3 separate regions of the Homo sapiens genome follow, and regions 1 and 2 are each linked to region 3. The links are chromatin contacts, found by Hi-C or POLR2A ChIA-PET in ENCODE. All regions are on one chromosome and are shown on one strand. Each heading gives the region's core, a stretch centred on a gene start or an enhancer-like site at or near the end of the contact. The rest is flanking DNA. Distances are from core to core; before and after follow the strand shown.

Region 1 (4,292 bases), core at 1,175-3,674, 1.1 Mb before region 3:
TGACAGCTGTATTTCTCAATCAATTGACCTCCATATTAATAACTTGGCTTCCCAAGAATCCTGTCTACAGGAAGACAGGGAGGCAGTGTACTGATTTGTCAAGATAAGCAATCCAATCTACTTGACAGTTGTATTTCTCATTGGAAATTAATAAACTGACACACTGACAAACATATATAAATATATAGATATCCATGTATCAGTTTCCAAGATCTTGGTTAATGCAAGCCCACTCCTAAGACAGACCCACTCCCAGTGGGCTCAGCAAATCAGGTGTCTGAAAGTATAAGGTCAAAGACCAGACCTTGAACTGGGATGATTCAACCAAGGGAAGTCCAGTCACTTGAGGCCTGTTGGCAGCAATACACCACTTTGCATGGCCTTGCAACAAATGCCTTTAACATTCACATTACAAAATATGGGAAACATATCTGTAACTTCATTCCTGTATTCATACAATATTTCCTCTTTCAAGAATACCCTCGGTCAGGCGCGGTGGCTCACACCTGTAATCCCAGCACTTTGGGAGGCTGAGGGGGGCAGATCACGAGGTCAGGAGATTGAGACCATCCTCGCTAATACGGTGAAACTCTGTCTCTAATAAAAATACAAAAAATTAGCCGGGGGTGGTGGCACGCACCTGTAATTCCAGCTACTCGGGAGGCTGAGCAAGAGAATCCCTTGAACCCGGGAGGCGGAGGTTGCAGTGAGCCGAGATCACACCATTGCACTCCAGCCTGGCAACAGGGCGAGACTCCGTCTCAACAAAAAAATAAAAATAAAAAAATAAGAATGCCCTCCTCCCACCCCTTCTCTAACTGAGGACCTCCTCCTCTTCCTTTAAGGTTACAGCTCAAATGTCCATTCTTACTCACATCTTCCTCAGTTACTCAGGTAAAATTAATCACATCCCTAGCAACCTAGGCACACCACCCTCTGCCAGCACTCTCAAATCAGAGTGGAGAATCCAGTTTGACTCCTTCCATCAACTGCTCACCTCTCCAACAAGGCCCACACATTCATCTATATTCACAGCTCCTACCATGGCACCCTGTATGCTCTAAGTGCTCACTAAGAGTTGAGAAGTAGAAGGTAAAGAGCTGGAATACGTAAAGAATTTGAGGTGAAATAATTCTATAAAGGGAGAAAATAACCAGCTAAGAAAGTGAGAAAGTAGGACTAGATGAGGTCATTGTGAGAAGAGAACAAGGTCAAGAGCAGAGTTCACTGTGGAGGGTTACTGGAGAAAATGATGGAAAGGAAACTTATGAACAAATTACTGAAGATACTAGAAGGTTAATAAAGGGGTGTAAATAGGATTAAGTAGCAAAATGAAGAAATAGTAAGTTCTTAGAAAGAGGGGTAACATCCAGAATTTGAAAAATGGCAAAAAGTGGTTGTAAAAAAGAATCAGAGCTTGGGAGCCAGGGTGGAAATCACTACCCCACAGCCCCATCACACTTAATGACTAGCAAGTTATTTAACTTCTGTAAGCCTCAATTTCCTTATCCATAAAATTTTCTTTACCTATAGATACAACAATATCTACTTTGCATGGTAGTTTTGAAGATTAGATGATATCTAGATCAGTGACTGAGACATTGTACCAATCGATAGTAGCTGCTACTGTGATTGGTTTTACAAACATTAATCTAGCAATGTAAGTAAAGTGAATTAAAGGAGGACTGGAAGTTGAAACATCTCTTAAGAGGAAACTGCAACAGTCACTTGCTTTGGGCACAGGTATAATCTTAAATTCACTTTACCTTGGCCTTAGTAATGGCTTTACCCTTAACCAGCAATGATAACTCAGGCAAGTCACTACTACTTTCGGTACATATGTCCCCATCTGCAGACTTATTTAATAAACTCTGACCTTCCTACTTCACAAATTTGTTGTATGGGTTATTTTAAATCAAGAAAAAAATACATTTGTAAGTGTTTCACAAACTATAAAGTACTTTGGGGAAAAGAAAGAAATGAAGAACATGGGGCAATTTTAGGAAACATTTTCAGGAAAGGCTCAAGGACATTAGAGGTATTGGAAGGTAAGGGACACAGCATAAAGGACACCACACTAAAAATGTCAAGGTATTAAGAGAATGCTTCTTTAAAAGAAATGCAGATATTTAGAGGAAAAAAAAATAATCTGAAGGAGATGATTTGGGATCTATTCTAAGATGAAAGTGCAGGACTAGAGTTTAGGTGATAGGCAATGATGTGAAATAGAACTCTGAGAATCACCGGCAATACCCATCAGAGTGTGAGAATTATGATTTATCTGTGATACAAATGCTAAACAAGAAGAACTAAAGTTATTATAAGATTCAAAATGGAATAAGTAAACGCCTAGCAAAGGAAAAGTACAAACCCACCCTAACACCTCAGAGACAGGTATTACAGGAAGAAGAGTAGGCAGCAGAGACTTCAAAGGAAAGTGCTCATGTAGCTGAAAAGCCAAGGTCATGTGACATTAGCATGTCAAGGAGATTGAGAACTGAGAAAAATAACCCTCTACATTTGGCTAGATGTGGTCACCAGTGACCTTCACGAGTGCAGTTCCAGTACAGAGGTGGGACAAAAGCCAGATTGCAAGGAGTTAATCATAATTCTATGATCCTAACACAAAAAAGCAGTTGCCAGTAAACTGAAGGTGAAATTCACAGATAAGAGAAAAGCACATTTAATAATTGAAAGGGGACAAACTTTATCTCAAGAAAGCTTCTTAGGATTTTTAACACTTCCACAGGAGAAATAGGACTTAGGTTTTTAAAAATCTCCTGAAAGTTATATTTAAGTAGTAAAACAGATGAAAATTTTCCTGCAACTGAAAGACAAAAAGAGAGAGAGGTGAGTTAGCCCTAATAGCGATCTAAACTTTTGATTACAATTCATTCACATGCTCTAAATAGGTATTTCAATACATTATACTTAATAACAACTGTAGTGCTATGGACTGAGTGTTTCTGTCTCCCAAAATTCCTATGTTAAAGCCTTATCCCCAGTGTGATGGTATTTGAAGGTGGGGCCAATGGGAGGTGATACAGTTTGAATATTAGTTCCCTCTAAACATCATGTTGAAATTTGATTTCCAATATTGGTAGTATTGGAGGTGTTGCAGGTGGGGCCTGATGGGAGGAGTTTGGATCAGGAAATCAGATCCCTCATGAATGGCTTGGGGGTGGCCATTCTCATGGTAATGAGTGAGTTCTCATTCTATAAATTCCCCACAAGAACTGATTGTTACAAACAGCCTAATGGTTTCCTCCCTTCTCTCTTCCTCCCTCTAATGCCTGCTCCCTTTCTTCTGCCATGAATGGTAGTTCCCTGAAGCCCTCACCAGAAGCAGATGCTGGTGCCATGTTTCTTGTACAGCCTGCAGAACCGTGGGCCAAATAAACCTCATTTCTTTCTAAATTACCCAGGCTCAGGTATTCCCTTATAGCAATGCACAATAGACTAAGGCAGGAGTATTTAAGATTTGAGGGAGGAGCCCTCATGAATGGGGCTAGTGCCCTTATAAAAGATGCCAAAGAATTTCCTTCCTCTCTGCTCTCTATGTGGCAATACAATGAGAAGGTGGCCATCTGCTAACCAGGAAGCAAGCCCTCACCAGACAAAGGATCTGCTAGCACTTTGATCTTGGATTTCCCAGTCTCCAGAACTGTAAGAAATAAATATCTGTTGTTTAAACCACCCAGTTGAGGATGTATTTGTTATAACAGCCTAAACTGACCAAAAAATACAGGCAAACCAAGGTATCCTTTGTGTGAATAAATTACATATTACTAAAAAGAGCAGTTAAATAACATTGCTATGTTATAATTATTAAGTAAACATTCCTTTCTAATGGCCCCAAATTTCCATTTTTTTTTGTTTTTTGACTCTCGCTCTGTCACCCAGGCTGGAGTGCAATGGCACGATCTCGGCTCACTGCAACCTCCACCTCCCAGGTTCAAGCGATCCTTCTGCCCCAGCCTCCCGAGTAGCTGGGATTACAGGCACCTGCCATCATGCCCACCTAATTTTTGTATTTTTGTAGAGATGAGGTTTCATCATGTTGGCCAGGGTGGTCCCGATCTCCTGACCTCAGGTGATCTGCCCGCCTCAGCCTCCCCAAGTGCTGGGATCACAGGCAGGAGCCACTGCACTCGGCCCCCAAGTTTCCATTTCTTAAAGCCTATATAAATCTACGTAAGATGTTACAAATGTCTTTTTGAGATTCCATTCATAATATACGCTAACTGATATTTGATTTAAATAAGTATTCACCGTTACTTTTAATTCATTTA
Region 2 (4,415 bases), core at 734-3,233, 1.2 Mb before region 3:
CTTCCGGAGCATTAGTCTGAACTGCAGATAACTAACACTTGATGGATACTGATCATTATTCCATTATTTGGTTAGGAGACATACAGTCTAATATTTATGTTGTAGTTGTGTACTACCATATGTACTTAAATAGCAACATTTCGCTTTAATTCTGGGTTCAAACTGACAAAGATGTGGTAAGCTAATAATGTATACCCCCCTCAATGCCATGGATATGCTAATCTCTTCCTCTGATTTTTGTGTCTTGTTGTAGAGACTAAGAACTGAGAATTCATGCATCGAAACCAAGATTTGGTAGGAAAACTCATACGCCATACTTTCTGTGAGAAAATTTAAAGCTATTTTCAAATGTGCTTTTCCAATTATATGAATTGCAATGATCTTTTAAATATATGCTCTTTGCAAAGTTAGCATCTTATATGTATTTGTGATAATTTAATTTTCCCTAAAAAACATTTCTTTTTTTGTTGGTTTGGAATTCAACTTTCTGCTTAAAAGTATCAGTCATGGCTGGGTGCACTGGCTCATGCCTGTAATCCTAGCACTTTGGGAGGCTGAGGTAGGAGAACTGCTTGAACCAAGGAGTTTGAAACCAGCCTGGGCTGTTGTGAGGCTCCATCTCTACAAAAAATTTTAAAAATTAGCTGAGTGTGGTAGTGTGTGCCTATAATGCTAGCTTCTCCAGAGGCTAAGGCAAGAGAATCACTTGAGCCCAGGAGTTTGAAGTTACAGTGAGCCATGATTGTGCTACTGTATTCCAGCCTGAGTGACAGAGTGAGGTCCTGTCTTTATTTTTTAAAAAAAAAAAAATATATATATATACACACACACACACACACACACACATATATATATATACACACACACACACATATATTAGTAACTTATTCCAGGACTTGAATTAGTAAAGTGTCTTGGTTAAAACTCCACAAGCATCAAATGCAAACTCAGCAAATAGTTACTGAGTACTTAGCATGTACTAAGCACGTCATGTACTTGTTTTCAAATATGCACAATTTCCACAAATAACTGGATAAGTATATATTAAAAGTTCAATATATTATTGTGAGGTTATATTCCACATTATATTAAAAAATTACAAGATTTTTCTTTCTGTGAGAAGCTGAGTGGTTTAATTCCACTGACAAAATATTAACCCTCTTTCAATTTTTTAATGCTATTAATTCCATGAATGATTTCAAACTATAAAAGCAGCAATGAATTCGTTCTACTGAATACTACAAATATTTTTAATTTGCCAACATTCACAAATGTGGCAGCATATTTATGAATCAATAGAAAGTTTTGCACTGGAATATCATCTCACCACTCATTTAAAGTATCGCATTGCCCTTTTAAGTAGGTCTCCATGCTACCATACAATCTTGTTCCCACCACACCATTCTCCTTAAGCTAATCACAAATAATCTTTCCAAAATGGAAATGTGACCATAAAATGACATGCTCAAAAACCTTAAATCACCTAAGGGTAAAATCCAAGGCCCAACACATGGCAATTAAGACTCATTTCCTGGCCCCTTCCTTTCTCTTCACTACAGCCACATTTGGCCTTCTCCCACTTCAATTCCTTTTCCCCAACTTCCCCAGACTCTACTTGGTAGCAATACCAAACACCCACACTCCCAGAGCTGTTTTAGACTCTTATAACTTCACACATTTATCTCACCTCCATCAGCCTTCTCTCTCTGTTCAACTAATGAACTTTTGTTAAAATTTCTGCTCATGAATCACCATTTCTATGAAGCCTTTCCCTGAACTCCTCCTAAATATGACTTCCTTTATACTCTGTATAGTAGAATTATACTTGTTTCACTGTAGTCACACGTTCTGCTTCTGCATGCAGCTGTGAAAATCTGAAAACTGGGAGCTATGCTATTATTTTCCTGAAAGTTGTCTCAGGACCTGACACACAGCAGACAAACTAGGTTTTTCTGGAGCTGAAGTGAAAATCAGGGGGACACAGGAAGTTGCTTTCTTCTGCCTTGAAAGTAACACTGGTTTCACTTAACACAGGTTCTCAGCAACAAGTGTCAGACAGCACTGTACTTGATACTAATGATTTCCTATTATTCCTGAAGTCTAAACTAAATCAAGCAGCAAGTATATCTGGACACATTTTATTATGTTCTCTTTCAAATACTGATTCTTTTTTATTGTTGACAGAAGCAGAATTTATGGGAAATAATAATTTTTTCCATATAGATATGTGTTTATTTTAACCTACCAATACAAGAGAAGTAACACCGATTAAAGAGATGGGAGAAACAGAATAAGCAATTGAATTCTAGGCCAAAGTGCATTTAATGGCCTAAGAGAATATTTGTAAATTTCATAAATTTTGAAAATCATCTGCAGTTTCTTATTCTGTTTGATCTATTATCATCCTAGTTTAATTTGAGAAGTGGAAGTAGGATAAGAAGCCAATTCCCTCACCATCAATCTAGAGAGCCCATTCCACATTTAGTAATTAGGCTTTTATTTAACAGAGAAGAAAAAAAGACATTTTTAAATACTTTCTGCCAACAATTATTCTTTTTATAAAAGTTTGACAAGATGAATAATGTATTTCCTTCTCAAAGATGGCTTTTCTCCAGAAGTCTTCCACCTTCTTGAAATGGGCTGTAAACCAGCTCAGTGGGAGAAAACTGGGCTCCCTGACCCATTCGGATACGAATGCCCAAGCAGAGAAGTCAAGGTGTGTTCAGAATAATAGGTGCAAGGAGTGCTGATACCATTGTTGAACCACTTTTCTTTTACAGAATACAAAATATAAAGAATATCGGCATCATAGAGTAAGTGACAGCAAGACTAAAATCCAGGTCTTCCAACTCCATATTCACATGGCATCCCATTATACTTCACTGCAGGCACAGGATACAATATAAGTTAAAAAAAACCCTCCATTTTCTAGTCTTTGAGTTTTAGGATTAAATAAAAATGTTTAATAATTATTAATATTTAAATGATATATATATAACACGGTATATGTTTTATATGCTTGTGGAATATAAATGTCACTATAAATTAATATATTAATTGCATACAATATTTAATAATGCCTCCTCACTTGTAAAACCAAGACATCAATAATATAAGTAACTGAATATCATATAGTGAAATACTTCAATTTTTTTGTTAGAATCTCTTGGGATTCCTCCCAGAGTCCAACATAATCATAACTCCTCTGAAGATATAACCCTTATTCTTTACCCCTCAGCACTGGACAGTCACCTTTTTGATAGAATAATAGGTCTTAAGAACTAGGACTGGAGGGGGAAAAAAAAACAATACTGAAGATTCACATGCCAATAAAGGTTTGGAGTAGAAGGTGAAGAAGTCAGCCACGTAGCCGCATTCAGTCTAGCTCAAAAATTTACTACTGTTACCATCAAGCAAAGTCAAGGTTCTCTTGACAAAACAATCTGTAGTATTTCTGTGTACTTATCACACGTAGGATATATTTATACAAGTAATTATTTAATGTCAATATCTCCACTGGACATTAAGTTCCACGGAGACACTTGACTAGGTCTGTTTTGCTTACCATTGTTATCTCTAGCACTCAGCAAACAGAAAGTGTTCAATAAATGTGTGTTGAGTCAATGAACCGTAAAACCCTTTAGCAATGGCCGTGACGATTTCTTCCTAATTCATTCAAGAGTTGTACTATTATCAGACATAAAAAATTACTTCTTCCTATCACTCATTACTATTTACTCTCATAGGCAGAATTTTATGTACAGATTGTATTACCATGTAAATATAATAGGTGGCATCTAATTCTATTTAAAATTTCACCCCTCAATCTAAGGAAAATTGTCTGCCCTGCTGAGGGATTTAGAAACTATGTTCCATGCCATGGCAAAGCATCTTCCCCAACCTGACTGGAGTCTACAAGAATGTTTAATTCAAAAATAATCATGTCTATGACCTGGAAGGAGTCCACTGGCTTAATCATTACACTGGCATTTTTTATTGGACAGAAACATTATCTTGCTACCCTACACTGGCTTCTATGCCAACATTTAACTCAGACTGAGTTTGTGCAGGGTAATTATAAATATACACACCAAATGAGTTTAAAATAAGATGACTAACATATTCTTAACTATACTGATTAAGAATACTCAAACATGTTTTAATAACTTAATCCATATTAACTACAAAAGTTATTGAGAAGTTTCCCTCCCCAAGTGGGAGACACATTTTCAGTTAATTTTGAAACAGAAATAGCAGTGTTACTCTAACATACAAATATTCTCAACGTCCTATTTGAAGTACAGTAACACAAGCAAACATGGGTGGCATTCCCTTGATGAGATGAAATAAATGTCACTGAGTATAAGGTACTGGATTTAGACTGGATTTAGTCACTTCTAATGAAAAATGAAAAG
Region 3 (4,040 bases), core at 1,004-3,503:
TTGCCACTAAAATCTTGCATGTCCTTGGACACAAGTGACCTTTAAAATGGGAATAATTATTTTGGACCCATCAACCATATAAAGCTAGTCTGTGCAATAATGGGTGTAAAATACTGTTAAAAAATCAAAATATGTTATTTGAATGTGAAGTAATAGTTCATTTTTATTAAAATTAAACAATGTTTTCTTATATGAGTAGTGGCAGTAATAATATTATGAACATACAAGTAACACAACAAGTATTTTAAGCACAATTTAAAAGTAAAGTACATGCTTTTAAACTCTGGAAGTGTATTTTTCAGTATGTGCTATGAAATTATTTTCAAATGATGCAATAATAAAATTTAGTGAAAAGATCTCAGGATTATTTTATTATCTTGTCATTGTACAATTAAAGAAAGTTGGAGGTATAAAAACTAAGTGACTTACTCTAGATGTCAAAATTGCTTATTTACAAGATTGAGACCAGAATCCAGAGATCTTTACATGCCATCCAAGGAGTAAAAATGATTCAGATAGTGAATTTTTCCTGCTTATTTGGTATGTAAAGACTGGTATTTTAAATATTAAATTTCATGTCATGACCTCCTTAGCACATCACTCTCCTAGAGTAACTTACCATGGACAATGGATTGTAAAAATCAATGAAAAACATGAAGATAACTGGTAGAACACAGGTTACACAGCCATTCTTACACAAGTGAAAATGATTTGTTTATAGCTTACTCCTTGGTTTCTTGGAATTTTCTTTTTAAAAAGGCAACAAGTATTTGTACTATCAGTTAGACTTAAAAAAACATTCTTCAGAAAGAGAAAATGTATTTGTGAAATCCATTTAGTAAAGTTGAGTGTTTTGAAGGATGTTGCTGTCATCACTATGGGCCATTTGCTAATTCCCAAGAATGTGTATATAGCAAAATGTCTCTGCCTGAGGCAGTCCCTCCTAATGTTGGAGCCAAATCAGTGGAATGGATTGGATACACATAAATGTTTTGTCACCTTTCTAGTACCGGAGAGCTTAAATTGCTGAATCTTTCATTCCCTTTCGTGGCTGAGAAATGTGTGTTCTTTATTATGAAGGGTTTAGGGATTGCATACTGTGTAATAGCTCAGATGAGTGAAAACAAATTTAAATATCAGCAATGCACTGACTTATACTTTACATGTTGCAAATACTCTTAGAAACAGTATGGGGCCTTATTAAGTTTGAACCTCAGGTCTTTCAACTTCCCTGAGAAAAGAGAACAAATGGTAACTGCATGAGAAAATAAGTAACTAACGTTTGTGATTTCCCACTTCAGCTCAAGCCCAGATATTTTTGTCAGTTGTTAATTACAGTCATATTTCTCTAAAGCATTTTCTTTTTTAAGGATTAAAAAAAGGAGAGAAGAATTTCAAGAAGAAAGGCTACACCATGCGATACAGGTTCACATTTCTCTGAGTGGAGAGGAACGCATTGGGGTGAAGGTGATAGGCAGGGCCACTTGCTGGAGAACGGGGAGCTAGCACTTAGATAGAGTTGATAGAAGTGGAAATCAGACTGGGATAAAGTCAAGAGGTAGGGCTAGATCAAGATTCAAAGCAGAAAATGGCAAGAACTCTGGCTTGACAGTAGGGATGTCACAGGGGAGAGATGAGATGAAAACATGGTGGGATGCAGTTATGTTCATTAGGCCAAGAAAACGTGTTCAATATCAAATTCAGTGCTCTTCTCTTTTTCCAGATACTTGTATACGATTGTTTATTAATTCCCTGTGTCTCTAATATTGTGGATCTTCTTCCTGTAACTCATACAACTAGCAGATTTCTGGCTTAAAGACAGAAAGGAAGGGTAGCATTTTTACATGAGGAGGGATTAAGGCAGAGAGAAGTAAATTAATTGAAGTTCCTATAATTAAATTACTAATGGTATCTGCATTAGGGTCACATTTCCTACCCCTTCATCCTGTATTATTTCTAGAATCTTTACACTGGAATTGACCACAGAGCATTGCACTGGATTTGACCACAGAGGTCATTTAGTCCAGAATTTTATCATTTGGTCCACCTTTCCTTGGAGATTAAACTAATGAGCTGGCATTGCACCCACCCACCTTGGCTTTATCCTGATAATTCCTCTCAGGGTGAGTGGTAGTTCCCATGGAGAACACTAAGCAGGTGGTTTTGTTGCACAGTGAGCCCTGGGCTTCCCTGAAATGCCCTGAAGTGTCAGTTACTGTTTTGATTGCTTTTTCATTTTTCTATCCAGACACTTGTTGACAGGAAACTCTGTGGCCACCATTCATTGCATTTAAGAAATCAAACAACCACAAACTGTCACTGTCACTTTCATTTCCTGTCATCATTCATTTTCTTGAGCTGCTGCTAGTTTATCAGTGTAGCTGGATGTCCCGTGCTCCTGGGCATTGGGGAGGAAAGACTGTAGGTATGTGCAGGTGCTGAAAAAAGATGTGAGAGGAACGCAATAAACACTTGCAGCCTCGCTCCTGGCTTTCCGTTTATGTCATTCACCTGTGGGTTTAGAAACGTTTTCTGTTTCTAGGATCAAATGGAAATCCCAGCCTTATTGCTGTAGGATTTTCTTAATCCTTCCACAGTAGTTAAAGACTCTCCCTAGCTTCACTTTGTTTGTTGTAGCTTGTGTAGGAGTGATGCAAGGCAGGCTTAACTGCTTCCATCAGCAGCTCCAGGAGGAAGTTTTGTGATGGTAAGAATTGGATTTTGTTGTCCTTCACAAGGACCTTTCTCCCAGCTGTTTCTATATAAATGTACGTCTCTATAGCTCAGAGAACTATCAGGAAACAGGTGTTTTTCCATTAATAGCCAAGATGCATCAAAGGAAGGAGAAGGTACAGCAGTATGTGAAAATCAGGTGGTCCACGGTTGAATACTTTGTACACAATAACTAATCACTCAAAGCTTATATCTATTTATAATAAAGTCTATAATTACAAGCCAGGTGGCTGTGGTTAGGAGATTGTGGGGTTTTTGAACAGGTTACTTGACTCGCCATTACAGCTTTAGAGGAGATATGTCCACCTGGGTAGTGGGTGATGTGGCACGTGTTTGCCTATAAACAGCACACATGTGCTCTGCCTTAGCTTCTTTTCAGCTGTCTTCCGAGTCTGTGTGCATCAAAGTTGTATTCTACAAATCTCCTTGCTTACTGGCAAATATAATAGCCAGAAAATTTTACAAAAGTTCTATGGGCTTTGAGTTCAGAAGTTTTGCTATACTTTTTCCTGAAGAATATTATGTACAACTGATATAAATTGGAGTTTGCTGATGCAGTATTTTGAAGTCTAAGATGTCATCTGGCCAGTTGACTCTAACTATGGAGTCTTCATTTTTTCCTTACCATGTGCTTCAGAATTCATAAGAGATGATTTGAATAGTGATATAATGACCATGACATATTGTAAAAGTGAAGTTATGAGTAATTTGTTAATTATTTATTGAGTATCTCTTATAACCAGTGACACTTTTAAGGGCTGTGGGGTATATAAATAAGTGTAGGAGATGGTTCCTCTACTGAAAGAACTCTTTTCTCAACTGGGAAGATATGATTCAAAGAGAAAACGTTGCCGCTACTACGTATTCTATCACTTGCTCAGACAATATGTGCTAAAGGTAGTAAGATATGTGGGATTATTATGCAAGGAGATTGTATTTAAAGCTTCATGAAGAAGGTGAGATTAGAAAGATGAAATTAACAGGTAAAAAGAACAATAAAGGGCATTTGGGTGTGGTGATTGTCTTAGTTTTTTATGGCTGCATAACAAATTATCACAAACTTTGCTGATTAAGATAACACATATTTATTCCTTCTCATTTCTGTAGGTCTGGAGTCTGGCTTCACTGGGACCTCTCCTCCATGCCTCCCAAGGCTGCAAACAAAGTGTCATTTAGGCAGCATTACTCTTTGTAACTCAGGATTCTCTTCCAAACTCACATGGTTGTTGGCAGAATTCAACTCCTTGCAGCTCTATGACTGAAGCTCTTGTTTTCTTGCCAGCTGATGTCCAGGGAGCACTCTCAGC

What was found. A loop is a pair of places that touch in the nucleus more often than their neighbours do. ChIA-PET counts read pairs that join two places held with the same protein, here RNA polymerase II (POLR2A). Pooled maps may share reads with other maps.
Region 1: a pooled map shows a loop between it and region 3 (4-fold over the local background). The contact joins two enhancer-like sites. A Hi-C loop is called at or near these places in 1 of 50 pooled maps. POLR2A ChIA-PET finds 5 or more read pairs at or near these places in 2 of 52 experiments (OCI-LY7 and activated CD4-positive, alpha-beta T cell).
Region 2: a pooled map shows a loop between it and region 3 (5-fold over the local background). The contact joins two enhancer-like sites. A Hi-C loop is called at or near these places in 1 of 37 single-sample maps with no recorded cell type and 1 of 50 pooled maps. POLR2A ChIA-PET finds 5 or more read pairs at or near these places in 1 of 52 experiments (Panc1).

The regions. Positions count from the first base shown.
Region 1 is chr2:144,264,932-144,269,223 of GRCh38, forward strand. All of the region lies in intron 1 of QTMAN (queuosine-tRNA mannosyltransferase), which reads right to left. Among named protein-coding and RNA genes, the nearest start is that of QTMAN, 65 kb to the right of the region's middle. RefSeq lists an enhancer at 2,948-3,730. Within about 2 kb of position 2,425, at least 2 of the 41 ENCODE cell types and tissues checked have a DNase peak (open chromatin) inside an H3K27ac peak, as active enhancers do.
Region 2 is chr2:144,214,453-144,218,867 of GRCh38, forward strand. All of the region lies in intron 2 of QTMAN (queuosine-tRNA mannosyltransferase), which reads right to left. Among named protein-coding and RNA genes, the nearest start is that of QTMAN, 120 kb to the right of the region's middle. Within about 2 kb of position 1,984, at least 2 of the 41 ENCODE cell types and tissues checked have a DNase peak (open chromatin) inside an H3K27ac peak, as active enhancers do.
Region 3 is chr2:145,409,383-145,413,422 of GRCh38, forward strand. No RefSeq gene overlaps it. Among named protein-coding and RNA genes, the nearest start is that of LINC01966, 530 kb to the left of the region's middle. RefSeq lists an enhancer at 2,858-3,017. Within about 2 kb of position 2,254, at least 3 of the 41 ENCODE cell types and tissues checked have a DNase peak (open chromatin) inside an H3K27ac peak, as active enhancers do.